Regions from separate parts of the Homo sapiens genome. Here region 2 is linked to region 1. A link is an interaction called in ENCODE POLR2A ChIA-PET data of the cell type or tissue named here. Cell type or tissue: CD4-positive, alpha-beta T cell. All regions are shown on one strand. Each heading gives the region's core, and the rest is flanking DNA. Links, peaks and the distances in the headings are about the cores only.

What was found. ChIA-PET counts read pairs that join two places held together with the same protein. Peaks named below come from ENCODE experiments on the same cell type or tissue, not always from the same donor. Only the 100,000 strongest peaks of a DNase experiment are listed, where the experiment ranks them.
Region 2: POLR2A ChIA-PET joins it to region 1 with 9 read pairs; 10 of 35 experiments call an interaction of 5 or more read pairs at or near these places.

What each region holds. Positions count from the first base shown.
Region 1 is chr15:100,593,207-100,599,783 of GRCh38, reverse strand. The region is part of intron 1 of LINS1 (lines homolog 1); the gene reads left to right. Among named protein-coding and RNA genes, the nearest start is that of LINS1, 5.7 kb to the left of the region's middle. In CD4-positive, alpha-beta T cell, for the core only: no CTCF peak of the experiment used is centred there; a DNase peak (open chromatin) is centred at 2,783; H3K4me3 peaks cover 2,323 bases; H3K27ac peaks cover 2,500 bases.
Region 2 is chr15:100,327,000-100,334,984 of GRCh38, reverse strand. ADAMTS17 (ADAM metallopeptidase with thrombospondin type 1 motif 17) reads left to right here. Exons shown (of 22, transcript NM_139057.4): 3 at 3,931-4,096. Among named protein-coding and RNA genes, the nearest start is that of ADAMTS17, 11 kb to the left of the region's middle. In CD4-positive, alpha-beta T cell, for the core only: no CTCF peak of the experiment used is centred there; a DNase peak (open chromatin) is centred at 4,164; H3K4me3 peaks cover 933 bases; H3K27ac peaks cover 826 bases.

The DNA of each region.
Region 1 (6,577 bases), core at 1,428-3,927:
TCAAATTTTGCTTTTTAACAGTTCAAATATAATGTACAAGTTCAGTTTTATAACATTTACTAATTATAGAGTCAAGAAGTTTTGAACTCCCAAAAAGAAGGAAAAAGAGGGAGAGAGAAATGAATAAATATGTAAATTGTTGTGGAGAACATATTCATTCTTATAGCAGACTCGGCACCCATGCAATTCATATGGTGTATTTGCTAAATGATAGTTAAGTAGAGAGATGGGGGCCTAAGAACTTGTTGGTGAAGAGCCTAGAAACAGAGTTGTCTCCTAATTCCTAGTTCTTTGTATTTCTGGCCATTTGTTTTTCATTAAAAATCCTGCCTTTGAGTTAAACAACCATTTTCAAATGATTGAAGTACATGATTATATCATAGCCAAGTAACATCATATTGTCAAAGTTTCACAGAATGTGCTACTAGGTAATTTTAAATTGCTTTATTGAATTGGTGCTATCAGATTTGCTAATTTTTATAACTTTTCAATGATGTAAAAGCAGTTTAGATTGCGGAATATTTATAACAAGTTAATATTGATTAGGTTTTAACAGATACACTTCATTTCCCATTAACTTAGTTAATAATATAAAACTCACAAAAATGGGAACATCTTACAACATATAAGTGAAATAATTTGGGATAAGTATTCATGAAGCTTGATTCATGAAACCCTGACTCAATCAGAATTGAGTTTATTTCTTGAGTAGAAAGAGACTTTGTCATTGGAAAAATGCCCCAGCACCACTGCAGCAATTCTGATTTAGCTGGTCTCTAGGGAGTCCAAGGCTCATGGGTTTTTCCTAATGTTCCAGTGATGTCAGTGTCAAGGTCAGATTCCAAGGTCAAGGACCACTGCCCAGGAGGCTGTGTCCTGGCCCATAAAGCACTTGGTGGTGGAGAGAATGAGCAGGTTATGCTCTAGTTGGCAGCAGGCAGTGTTCTGGGCCAGCAGGTTGTGTCTGGGGATCTTGGTGTAATAAAGAGGGCCACCATAAAGACAGATGCAGCACAGTTTGGAGCCCATCATTTGCCTTGTTAGCCCAACTTAGTTCAGCTGTACCTGGCAGAAAAGGCGATGGGGCTGGGTAGAGAAATTGTATTTCAGACCTTGGTCATCACAGCAAAAAGAACGCCGAAAGAAAGGAAGCTAACTGGAGGCTTTTGAGTTCCTTATAGTTCTTGCCCTGGTAATTTAAGGGATTTTGGTCTTCTATGGTATTCTACCACAGCCATTTTAAGATGGTGCTTCAGTGTGTGTTGCTTCTGTCAAGTACGTTGTCAGATGTGTCATACGGTAAAGACTGAATGAGCTCAGAACTTAATCCCTGCTATGGATACTACTGTTTATAATTCTTTGATACTACATTTTTATTATAATTTAAAATTCACAACTTAAAATATTACATGGTGTTTTTAAAGTTTTTTGAGATCAAAACGGTACTAAAATATACTTTGGGACTGATTTTAGGATTGTTACATATACACTACTAAATTAATCTTCAGCCAGGAATGTATTCCACAAATATAAGTACCTACTGTGTATCAAATGCTGTGCTAGGAGCTAGGGAAGAACCAAGCAGACAACTCTAAATCATAAAAATCATTGCACAAATCGTTAAAGTATAATTGTGACACATTCTGTAAGACAGGGCACCAGAGCTGGAAGACAGTATCACCGGAGGACCTACCCCTGCCAAAGAAAGTCATATTTAAGCCTAAAACAAAAGGGAAAGTGGGTGGAAGGAGAAGCATTGTATCAAGGCCCAGAGGCTGGAAGGAACCTTTCAAGGTTAATAAATAAAGACATATTGACATCTTCCTACTTGAGTTATACAGGTGTTTTCACATATAAGCCATTTAATTTTTGCAAATCTTTGAGTATGCTACTTGGCTGAGGTAGGTAGATAATCTCGTTTTATCAATTGAAAAATCAGATCTTGTCTGTGTACAGAATTTAGGAGTTCAGTAAAATCTAGACAGTATCACATCTATAGACAGTTCCTCAACGCTACCCTGCCACTGGTGGCGGGTTTGTGGGGGCAGATGGAAAAGGGACAAGGCATAGACTGGAAAAGGGGAAGACTAAGGAAAACCTTTCAGTGAAATATTTCATTCTGAAGTACCACTTAAAACATACAGTTATAATTTAGCAACTAAGTATAGAAAAGTATTCATATTGATACACTGGATAATTTCCATTTATTTTAAAAATGCTTAGCATTAGCATATAAAAACCTAAGGAGCTGAGATTCCTCATCAATAAATCAAGTAGATTGTGCAGTGGTTCTCAAAATGTAGTCCCTGGTTCAATTCTTGGGCCCTCCCAGACCCACTAAATCAGAATCTCCAAAGTGGGCCCAGCCATTTGTGTTCTAATAAGCCTTCCAGGTAATTCTGATGCTACGGTTTGAGAATTATCTCTAAATTATCTCTTGAGATTTTTTCTAGTATGAACACGTTATGATTCTAATGTCCAGCATTAATTTGTGCTATGTTTAAAAAAAAAAAAAAAGATTTGCCTTTGGAGTGGTCACATAATAGAGCTACTTGAGAAAGATACTGTTGCCAGTAGGCCAGGTCAGGTTCTTCGCTTCTCTGCACAAAAGAATTTGAAAGGGAGACCACAGTGAAAATGTAGAAGGTTTGTTGCAGAGTGAAAGCAAGTGCACACTCAAAAGAGGAGCCTGGATGTGCTCAAAAGAGGCGTGTAATGTGGTCAGGGCTCGCTACGCAGACAGGCATGATGAAGGCACAAATATTCTATGATGAAAGGAGAGGGTTTCCAGGAAATGGGTGGGCAGTTCCCAGAATCAGGGCGCCACCCTTTTCTTGACTAAATGTGGTTAATCTGGAACTGCCATAGCTTCAGGTACGTGGCAGGGAGTGGGCGGTTTCCCCAGGGAAGTTTTATGGTAATGGGGCATAATGCAGCCAAGAGTATGCATTCAGTCAAGTTTTTGGCCATCTTGGATTTAACCAATTGCAGCAGGCTTCCTCTGTTACATTCTTATCTGTGCCTGGTCCCCAGGTAGCCCTTTCCCATTGGCACAGCTGCCGGCATTCACCTATGCAAGCTTTTACTTGTGTATCTATGCTTGCAGCTTGATTTTTCAGGCCGCTTTTTGTTAGAAAAGAAATGATTTGGGGGCTGCTTTTTATTAAAAGGGAAACCTTGCCGAGGACTCTCTTACCCTCACTATCTGTCTAAATAATTTCTAGCTCCTGTATCATCAGGCTGTTACCAGTATATCACTTTGACAGAAAAATGCATTTAAGCATTAAGTCTTTTATCTATAACTTGATTGCCAGGCTTTTCCTTCATGCCAAAAAAATCTGGCCTGTTTCAGAGTCCTAAGACAAGAGTTTAATAGGAAGACAATTTACAAACACGTGACAGAGTTTGTATTCTCACTATCTCAGAAGTAACCTGGAAACTTGTTAGAAATACAAATTACTGGGCCCCACCCCAGAACTATCTTATGGGAAGCTCCTAGGATAGGGCCCTGCAGTCTGCTTTCATAAACCTGTCTAGTGCATGACACAGTTTGAGTACTATTGTTTTGAGGAAAAGGAAGGATGGTGTAGCACTCCAAGGCCAGTAACCGCCAGCACCCCCTTTAGCCCTGAAGGTAAAGAGAGCTGGCAGTTCCTGGAGCTTGAAAGTCCAGCCTGCCTTCCGCCCCTCCCACTCCAAATCTCCTGGAGTCTGTTGGGGCACAGAGGAGAGTGAAGAATGGAACTAAAGGGAAGATACTGGCACATGGCATGCTGTCGGAAGATATCTGCCCCACTTCTTTTAATAGGGGAGGGAGGTGCTCTTGTCTAACCAGACCCATTTTATTTTTTCTGTGAAAAGTGCAGTTTCGATTGGTGGAGGGAACCAGAATCCTGGAAGACAGCCTGGGTTTGGAGGCCTCAACTTCCGCGACAGTTGTCACTGCATCTTCATTAATGGAGCAAAATAGATTAAGTAGCCTCTTGGGCTGTGGTCAGATTTGAACCAACTGTTGTTGAATTAGGGGAAGGCCTACTATTGACTTTCCCAGTCTATTAGTCTATGTAGTAGCCACATCATATAAAGAAACTAGTAATTTTTTTTACTTCTAATATTGACCATGAAAATAGATTATTTTTGTATTCTGAATTCAAACATAGACATATCTTTTTAAAGATAACCACAAATTGTTTTCCAAAGAGGATGTGCCGTTTTTCATTCTCACCAGCAGTGTAGGAGAGATCTAGTTTCTCAGCATCCTCCCCAGCATTTGGAGTCATTTTTAGCTCTTCTAGTAGTGGTAGTTCACTGTAGTGTTAATTCATATTTCTGTAATGGCTAATATGGTTAAGCATCTTTCTGTGGGATTATTTGCCATCTTTATATCCTCTTTGGTGAAATGTCTGTGCATGTCTGATCCATTTTGTAATTGAATTTTTTTTTTTAATGTTGAGTTTTGGGAGTTCTTTATATATTCTAGGTACTAGTCATGTGCTTTGCAGATATTTTTCTTTAAGTCTGTAGCTTGTCTTCTCATCTTCTTAGGGTTTTTTTGCAGAGCAAGTTTTAAATTTTGCTGAGTTCCGGTTTATCAGTTTTTACATTTGTGGATCATGCTTTTATGGTCAAGTCTGAGAACCCTTTGACTAGCCTCAGATGCCTAAGATTTTTCCTACATTTTTTTTCTAAAAGTTTAAAGTTTACAGCCATGACCCATTTAGGGTTGACTTTTGTAAAAGGTTGGAGTTATTTTAGAGAAAGTAAAATCAAGGTCATAGTAACCCTTATTCACAGTGCCTTTAATGTGGATGAACTGTTGATGCCCGAGGAGGAACAGTGGATTGTTGATTTTTCATGAGGAGCTTGCCGGGTTTGGTATAGCCACTAAAAGTATAGTCAGCCCTCCATATCCACGGATTCCATTCCAGTAGGTTCTGCTCCCCTGGATTCAACCAACCCCAGATCAAAAATATTTAGGGAATTGGGGAAAAATTTTGGCTACAGGATGGGGTGCTGGCTGCCAGGGGGAACCAGCCCTATGCTCAGAGTTGGCACTGAACATGTATGGATTTTTTCTTCTTGTCATTATTTTCTAAACCATACAGTGTAACAAATATTTACATAGCATTTACAATGTACCGTGTCAAATATTTTAAGTAATCTTGAGATCATTTAAAATACCTAGGAGGATGTGTGTAGATTATATGCAAATACCACACCATTTTATATATGGGACTTGGGCATCTGTAGATTTTGGTATCCTTAGAGAGTCCTGGAACAAATCTCCCACGGATCCTGAGGGATAACTGCCCTTTGTTTTGTTCAGAAACTCACAATTCCAGAAAACCGTGTCACTGACAGCAGCACTGCCAACAACATTTGATCCCACAAGATTCGTGATCATTAACCAAAATCAAAGACCCCTGAAGGTCTGATTACCATGCTGGCCTGTTGATTCTGGGGCTTAAATGGAACTATAGTCGGCCCTCTGGATCCACGGGTTCCACATCCACAGATTCAACCAACCTCAGATAAAAAAATATTCAGAAAAAATAAAAAATAACAATACAATAATAAAAATAATACAAATCAAAACAATACAGTGTAACAACTATTTACACATCACTTACATTGTGTTAGGTATTATAAGTAATCTAGAGATGATTTAAAGTATATGGCAGGATGTGCACAGTTTATATGCAAATATTATGCCATTTTTTGCCAGGGAGTTGAGCATCCATGGATTTTGGTATCCTTGGTGGGTTTTGGAACCAATCCCCCACAGATACCGAGGGGTGACTATACAATTTTAAAAACTCAGTCAAATCGCTATCCTGATTAACATTTCAACCTGTAGTTGCTGAGTATCTTTTGAAAAAATTAATCTTAGTTTATATTGGGAAATTGCATAGTAATTGACCTTGATTTTAGATCTCGCGTAGCATGTGAAAATGTTTCTGAGCACTATTGTTTTACAGTGTGAACAGTTAAGCTGTAGGAGTTACTATTTAATTTGAAGTCCAATGTTGAACTCTTGTCCTGGGCTTTTGGAGCACCAATGGAAGTTTGAAGAGTGCTTTGGTGGAGTGGTGAAGGACACAGGCTCTGATATTAGATTTTCTGGCTTCACATCCTGACTCTGTCCCTGAAGCTCTGTGACATAACATCTCTCTTAGTTTTCTTATCTGTAAAATGGGTATGATAATTAAGCACCCCCCCCCCCCATAAAGTTGTAAAACTCACTTAGAGCAGTATCTGGTACATAGTAGGTACTCAATAAAGTTTAACGATTCGTATTCCTAACACAGCAATTTTATGTGAAGATGGGTGGGAAGTATGTTATTTTATATTAATAAACACATGGTTTTATTAGGCATATAATGCAAAATTCAAATAGTTTACAGAACTTAAAAAATAAACAGAGGCTTCAGATAGATTTTATACTTAATATGGGTAACCCTTAGGCCACTTGGTGTGGGATTTCAGCTCCTCTGCCAAGAGAAAACACTAAGAGAATCACTGCTCCTTCACTTACCTAGTAAGACTGCCCCAATTGTTTGTTTCCAGGCTAGAGAAA
Region 2 (7,985 bases), core at 2,967-5,466, 270 kb after region 1:
GGGAGGACTGAACGAGGGGAGCACTTAGAGCAGGGAGGTGACCAGGCTCAAGCCTCCGACCATGGCAAGCCTCAGAAAGGAAGGAAGACCACACGAGAGGGACTCTGAAGGGCAGGCTGGCAGTCCTTTTTGGCTGGCTGGCACTGACTAGTGGTCTGAAAGGGCTGACACTGAAGTGAGGGACCCCCACATTACCAAGGAGAGGCTTGCTTTGGGAAGAAGACCAAGCGTCTGTGCTCAGGCATTTCACATTCGAGGAGGCGGCGGGACCGGGGGAGGGGCCCTCCAGGTGGTGCCTCAGAAGGGGTGCAGGTTGGGAAGCCCCGCGTGGCCGTGTTGCGTGGGGGAGCCTCCTTCCACGGAAAGAGGTGCGTGCCCACCCGAGAGTCGGGGGGCAGGACGGGAGGATCGAAAGAGGTGTGTGCCCGCCGGAGAGTCAGAGGCAGGACGGGAGGATCTGCAGTTACAGGGTGGCTTTTTCTTCTTGGAAGCTGGTTGGTCCCTACAGGAAGCAAACTCACCACCCCGTTGGCCCTATCCTCTCAACCCATCTTGACCTAGAGAAGGAGACCTGAGACCCACTCATGTTAACTGAGGAGCTGCAGACTCCTGAAGAAAGGGAATTCCATTGCGGTCTTTGTGGAATCGTGTGACTTTGTCCCCTCCCACAGAGGCATGCTGCTTTGAAGCACACAGGACAGACGTTCTCTGTTATCTTAACTGCATTTTCTAAGCTATGCCGAGAACATGTGCTAACGTTAGGTGATAAAAACCTCTATGTCTTTCACACTTTCCACACTGCAGTGAGAGCTCGTCCTGCTTCAGGCACGAGGTGGTGTGGCGTGAACAATGCCTGATTTACAACTCTGTCTTAATAGAACCCTTCAAAGCAAGTACCCACAACAAAGAGAGTTGAAAGGTAACCACTCACAACTGCTGAAATATCAAGTTATTGCCTGATCCATTTTATTTGAGCCACACTTATAGTATAGCATACCAAATCCTGCAAAACTGAAGATTTCTCTTTTAAGAGCACCATTTCATTGGGGGCTTTATTATATGCCTTAAAACCAAGGGGCTTCAGGGCTGCCAGTTCTGTCTGCCATAGGCATTTATTTCTACAAAGTTTGTCTCTTTGGAGGACGGTTGCAGGCCTCTTGTGTCTAAGGCACAGGCTCATAGCTAGTGTTTCTTCATCGCCATCAATGGGACAGAAGAGGCCTTGGACAAACATTTCCCTGAGTCTCCCTTCCCCGCATAGATGGTGACACGGGAGTCACACAGATCCAAGAAGCCCTGCTCAGCTTTTGGGGCCACGCGCAGTCGTGGGCCAGAAGCAAGGGCAGTGGGCAGAGCTCCACAGAGGAAGTCCCAGGTTCCAAATCCAAGGACCTCTCCACATGGAATCAAGGCAGTAGGTGTCCAGGGTCTCCAGCACCCAGTGAAAAGCTAGGACGGCGCTTCTCAACCCTGGCTACACATTGAATTTTCCTGGTCACCTTTGAAAAAATATCAGTGCCTGGGCTCCACCCCAGAGATTCCGATTCACTTGGCCTGGAGTAGGGGCTGAGGCATCAGGAGTTTTCGAAGCTCCCCAGATCATAACAATAGGTAGCCGGGGATGAGAAGCCCTGAGCCAGGGGGCTGCAGGCAGTCTGTGCACGTAACTGCATTTTCAGTCGAATTTTTTCTTTCTGAGTAACTGTTATGTGGCAGACATTGGCAAAAACAGGAGGAATAATTCTGATCTTGCCTCAGTGGAACAAACCGTTAGGTCGTGAAAAGGTCCTATAACATGGGGTAGTGGGCTGGAATGTAAGAGTGCAGGGGGCTGCGGGGAAGGGGGTTTATTTAGGGAAGAGAGGTCAGGGAGAGAGAAGGAAGGCTGGTGGGTATTTGGGGTGAGACTGTGTGTAATGCATAGGTGGCACTTCTCAACAGGACGTTTGACCACTGGTGGCATGCTGACAATGGCAGTGTTAGGCTTGAAGGAACCTGGGGACAGTGAGACAGTGAGGGAGGAGGAGGCAGGGCCCTTCCTCACGCAGGTTCCCAGGGTGAGGGCCCTGTACAACCCCTCCTTCCTGGTGCTAGCCTGGCCACATCCCTGTTCGAGGTCGGGGCCCAAGAGGGCAAGTGGCTGCCGGGGCGAGTACCCACTAGTCCATTCATCCATCTTTCCCCAGCATTGCTGTTTTCTTCCTTAAGTTTATAGAAACCAGCACATGGGGGCCCTGAGAATTGTAAAGAAAAACCTTCCCTAAGGTGCTAAGTGATGCTTTGCATGTGTATATGAGTGTGTATGTGTAGGATTTCTCACCAAGGTGAGATCTCCCTGTCTTTAAAAATTTGTATCAGCTTAGAACTAACAGCTGACTGCTTTTTATGCCGGGGTTTGTGAATGCAAACTCTAGACTGAACGAATAATAACTAGCTTTGAAAGTGCTAGATCCTGGGGGGGCTTTGACCCACAGCCAGGGTGTTTCCAAATGAGTGCAGCCCCTCATTAGAGTGAAGCGTATCCTCTGGGGAGCAGGTGGGGGGTCCTCCCACGCGGGGCTCCATCCCAGGCACTGTGCCGTACCCTGCCCACTCTTTCTTGACTGCGGCAGTTTTCGGGTGTTCTGCACCGAGGCCGCATCGCGCACAGCTGTGATGGAGCTCTGCAGATCCCACTGTGGCCACCGTCTTCCATTTCTTCAGTTTCCCCAAAGTTTCCTAGTGAACAAACTCAAGTTTTCACTTTGAAGGAGAGGGAGGAAAGCTGTGCTCTCCTGCAGGTCATGCAGTGCCACTTTGAGACAGTTTTATTTGGGCAGTAAAATCTTTGAGTTTTTCTTGGCAAAAGTTCTAATGAAATGGAAACCTTGAAATATGCTTAGAGCGGTAAGTATGGCCTCACCCTGTATCTTGGGGACGCAAGATTGTAGGCGATCTTATTAGTTGATCTGATTTACTTTCCAGGAATCTTGGTACTGGTGCATCCTTTCAGAACGTAGAGCTGGGGTCTATCTCATTTGGCTTAAGTGAGTTTTATACTTGAGACTGGAGTTAGCTCTGCGTGTGGTGGGGAGTGCTGTTTCTCCAAGTGTGGTCCCTGTATTACATGGAAACTTCTTAGAAATGCACATTCTTGGGCTCCAGCAGGACCTCCAGGTGATTTGGGCACACGCTAGGCTTTGAGAACCAGGGGTGTAGTGTGTCATGGCTTTTGAAAAGTGAGGGTGGAAGAGGGAGACAAGAAAGGATGCCATGGCCCCCTGAGACTCATCCGCCAGATCTCCTGAATCTGCGATCAAAGGCAGTTCGGGATTGTTCCCAGGAGAAGGGGATGTTGACTGCATCGATCAGTGTTCAAACCAGGTCCTCCCCTGGCCCTGCCTGGGTTCGATTTCCTTGAGAGATTTACCATTTTGACTCTGCATAAGAAGGGAAACTAGCAGCAGGTGCCTGCTGAAGGAGGGCAAATTGTTTTGATGCTGTCAAAACAATACTAATGTTACTCTTAATATACCCAGGGATAAGATACATTTTTCCATTAGGGATACAAATGTCATTCCCAACAATTTCAGTGTTGCCTCCCAGGTGGACTTTTGGGGGGATGATTTTTGAAGTAACTTAAAAAATAATTTTAAAATTAAAAATTTGATAATGAAGTAGTTCATCTTCTCTGAAAGCCAACATGGAAAATGGATGCTGTTGTATCTGTCTCTGTACCCCTACCCCCAACGCAGCTGCTCTGTGGTATGTTTGTAAGTCACACACAAGCTCACTCTTGGGCTCAGGTAAATCTGACCAATCTGCAAAGAAACGAGCCCAGACCTGGAAAACCAAATCACAGCAAGGTGGTCTTGCCTGCCCCTCCGGGGGGCCATGGGCGTGTGTGAGTGAGGATGACCGACATCGCGTTTCCTTCTCCTTTCTGGACAGGTTGGCCTCATTCAGCTTGGGCAGGAGCAGGTGCTAATCCAGCCCCTCAACAACTCCCAGGGCCCATTCAGTGGACGAGAACATCTGATCAGGCGCAAATGGTCCTTGACCCCCAGCCCTTCTGCTGAGGCCCAGAGACCTGAGCAGCTCTGCAAGGTTCTAACAGGTGAGTCGGGGCAGCAGCATGACCAGCTTAGAACACACGCACAGCCCACATCCTTTGTGTGTCTCCAAGTGCACTGAAGCCACATGAGTGAGAACTTACCTTCCCCTATATTTCAAAAGCTGTTTTATTGCCCTGAGACCACTTCCTTTTCCTTTCTATGTGTCTTAGTGTCGGCAGTCCTTTGAAAAAGTCATCGTTTTGTTTCTGCAAGGAACCTAGGATCTCTTTCATGCAGTCCCTCAATTTTATATATCAAGAGCAAGTTGAGGTCCAAAAAACCTTGTAGCCGAGCTTGGATAAGAATTCCCTCCTCCTGGTGCCCTGGCCAGGAGCTCACTCTTAATAATACAGTGCTCCCGAGTTCTGGCCGCAGTAACTAAAGCCACCTGGGGCGCCTCTGAAGCTGTGATTCGATTCTCGATTCTTACAGTGTGGCCCCCGGGCCAGCAGCATCAGCATCACGTGGGAACTTGTTAGACATGCACATTTTCAGGCCAGAGCTGTGAATCAGAAACCCTGGGGGAGGGTCCAGTCATCTGTAGTTTCACGGGTCCTCCAGGGGATTTAGATACGTGCTAAAGTGTGAGAACCACTGCTTTAAAACTTGCCATGCACTGGCCTGTCCCCCAACATCCTGATCTGTTTTAGTCTGGGGTATGATTTGGGTGCCAGGGTTTTTAAAAGTGATTTTAAGATGCAGTGTGGGGGGAGAACCTGGGGCTCTTATACTCTGGGTCTCTCTTTGAACAACCCTAATGTGGATGACCTGTCACCTGTTTAAGGACATTTCATGGGGCTACAAATGTCCCCAGATGAAGTTGGAGCACAGGTGGCATTTCCTCCCAGGAGATCGTGGGACCCCACTGCTGACTTCTGGGGGTTGTGCTTCTGTAGTTTAAAGACTTATCTTTGTATGAAAATGCAGTGTGTCTTGGTTTAGTATTCTGGTGACATTGGAAACAATGTGTCTTGGTTTAGTATCCCGGTGACATTGGGAATAAATTATGTGACTGCTTTAGAATTACCTTGTTATTTGTAAACAAGTTTTGCAGTTGAGCTCAGCTGCTGTGTGTGGACTGGATGGCAGTACATTGACTTTCTCCTTAGCCTAGTCTGTGTGGGCAAGGTGAGTATTAGAGGTGATTGTGCTGGATAGAGGGCATCTCTGAAACCTCAAGAGAGCTTTGAGTCTCAAATGGAGACATTAGGGTTTTTCTGTTCTTTCTGCCTCCTTACAAAAGTGAGGAAGACCCCGTACAATTACTAGCACCTAAAAAATACCTTTTAATAGGAAACAGGGTCTTTGGTCTGACAGTTGGTTGTGTGTGGATTTGATGTCAGTATGGCTTTTTTTTTTTTTTTGGAGACACGATCTCACTCTGTCACCCAGGCTGGAGTGCAGTGGTGTGATCATGGCTTGCCACAGCCTTGACCTCCTGCGCTCAGGTGATCCTCGCTCCTGAGTAGCTGGGACCACAGGCGTGCACCACCACACCTGGCTAATTTTTGTTTTGGTAGAGATGGGTTTCACTGTGTTGCCCAGGCTGGTCTTGAACCCCTGGGCTCAAGTGATCCTCTCGCCTTGGCCTGCCAAAGTCCTGGGATTATAGGCATGAGCCACTATGCCTGGCCCCCTGCAGTGTGCTATTTTTAACCTGAGCCCCTGACCCTACCTAGTTCTGTCTTGACGTACCGGCACAGAGGCAGAGGGATTTCTCTACGGCAGTGGTTCTCAGTCCTGGCTGTACCTTAGCATCACCTGGGAAGCTTTAACAGCTACTCACGCCTGGGTCCCACCCACAGAGAACCACTTTAATTAGACATCCTGGGGACATCTGGCAAAGTAAAGACTCCCAGGTGGTTCTGATGTTCAGCTGGTGTTGAAAACCACATCGCTAAGGACTGTTAAACCTGAGGAATAGCACCTGTGGGCCATCGGGAGTGGATTTTCCCATTTGAGCACCTTCAAGCAGGGCCATGCAACGAAACAAAGGACAGATGTGTCTTCTTCTCACTGTTCTCTCTGCTCACGCCACCGTTCATCAGACTCTAGTCCATGGTCAGAACTCAGCGTGCTTGTAGATGAGATAATGGGATGTTTGTCTAATGGCCGCCTTCCATCCCCTTTAGTGGTGTGATACTGAGGATCACTGACATGATAAATGGTGCTTGTGTTTGCATTTTTGTCCCTAAGGAGAGTTTTGAGGCATTCTTTTGATAGACTGTTTAGCCTTTAATGAGGAAATAAAATTAACAAAATCAGGGTGGGGTGGGTGTGATGGAACAAGTTAAAACAAGAGCAGCCACGCAAGACTGTAGGGAGAAATTTCTGAACTTGCTTAAAAATACAATCTCTCCTTCCCTGCTCTCAAACCTTGCATCAGCTTGCTTTTTGGTGCGGGAGTAATGTGCGGATTTAAGGTTGTGCCAGACTCAGGCTCTGCACTAGTCAGGAACACAGACACAGAGGAGAGTTACATATTTTGCTTCTGGTCCTTCTTGCATTGCATGAAATATTCAGTAAATGTGGCTGTCCTGAGAATGACAATGGGCCTTTTAATAGGCTGAGCTAATGAGCAGTCAGTTAGGCCCTATCTAGTTTGGATTAGCTTTCAAACATCAGGAGTTTAGAAATCGGGAAAATTAATTTACTGGGACATCTGCAAAGTACATTCTTTAAGTTTCCTAGAAGTTTCCTAATCTTTCCTAGAAAGATTAATCAGATTAATCCAAGCTTTCCCATGGGAACATGCTCTTCCTGGCTGAACATGGCAGCCATAGGTTTCGTGCCCTGTTGGTGACCCTGTGTTATGATAGCCTTGGACATGGTCTGAGAGTAGCCTTGCCGGCTCTTGTAGGTGAGGAGAAGTCTAAGAAACTTCCTCCATGAAGCACTCAGTGTACTTGAAAGGTGAACCTAGGTGAGCCGCTGTGCTGAGTAGGGTTTTATGTCTGAGCAGGGTTGGTGGCTAGAAGGACTGACACGGCAAAGGCCATCTGGGAACTGTTTCTTTCCCTTGGATACTACTGAGGTTGCATTTCTAATGGTCTTTGGGGCTTCAGGCGAGGGGACAGGCTGATCCTGTTTCCTACATTGCTCCTTATTTTGGGGGCCTGATAAACTGATCCATAAAATAGCACTCCAGGTTGGAACTTGGCAAACTAAAATGGTACCTTGGATATTTTGAAATGTTCCTTGATTTTTAAAAAGTTACTTTGACTTCAAACGTTCTAATCTTCCTTCTGTGCTTGTTTTAATTTCTCCATTATGATTCAGTTTAGAATCTTCCTCCCAGCATTTTCATACTCTTAAGTAACTATGAATCTTCCTCTCCTCCCCCATGGTGTATTTCACATGTGTGTGGTAGAAGTAGATGGTGAAATAGAAGAGTGATTTTCCCTTGGCCTTTGCAGTATAGGAATCCTGCAACATGCTGAGTGGTGGTGAGCTCACTGGAACGTGATTATGCCTCCAGCTGTGGTTTCTGTGAAGCACTGATGTCTACTTTATAGGTTAAGTTCTGTTATCATTGTTTCAAAAAATCATTGTGGTTATTTTTTAGTATTGTTTGTTCATTTATAGCATTATAAAGGTAATGTCAATGAGTATTTGGTGGATACTATAACTCTGTAGAAACTGCGCATTGCTAATTTATGCAAGAATTTGCACGTATAATACGTGTATATCCTCTGTAGTGCACAGTTGGTCAGGTCTTGTGCTTTGTACCAATTATGCCTAGTGTTCCATTATTGGAACGCTAAGCTTGTGGGAGTTATTTATACCCTACTGCTCAAGGTCATCGCCAAGGTCTGAGTTTTCACAAAAAAAATGTGCAACCTCTGGCATAAATGGGTTAAGATTCATTCGGTTGGAAATGACAGAAATGAA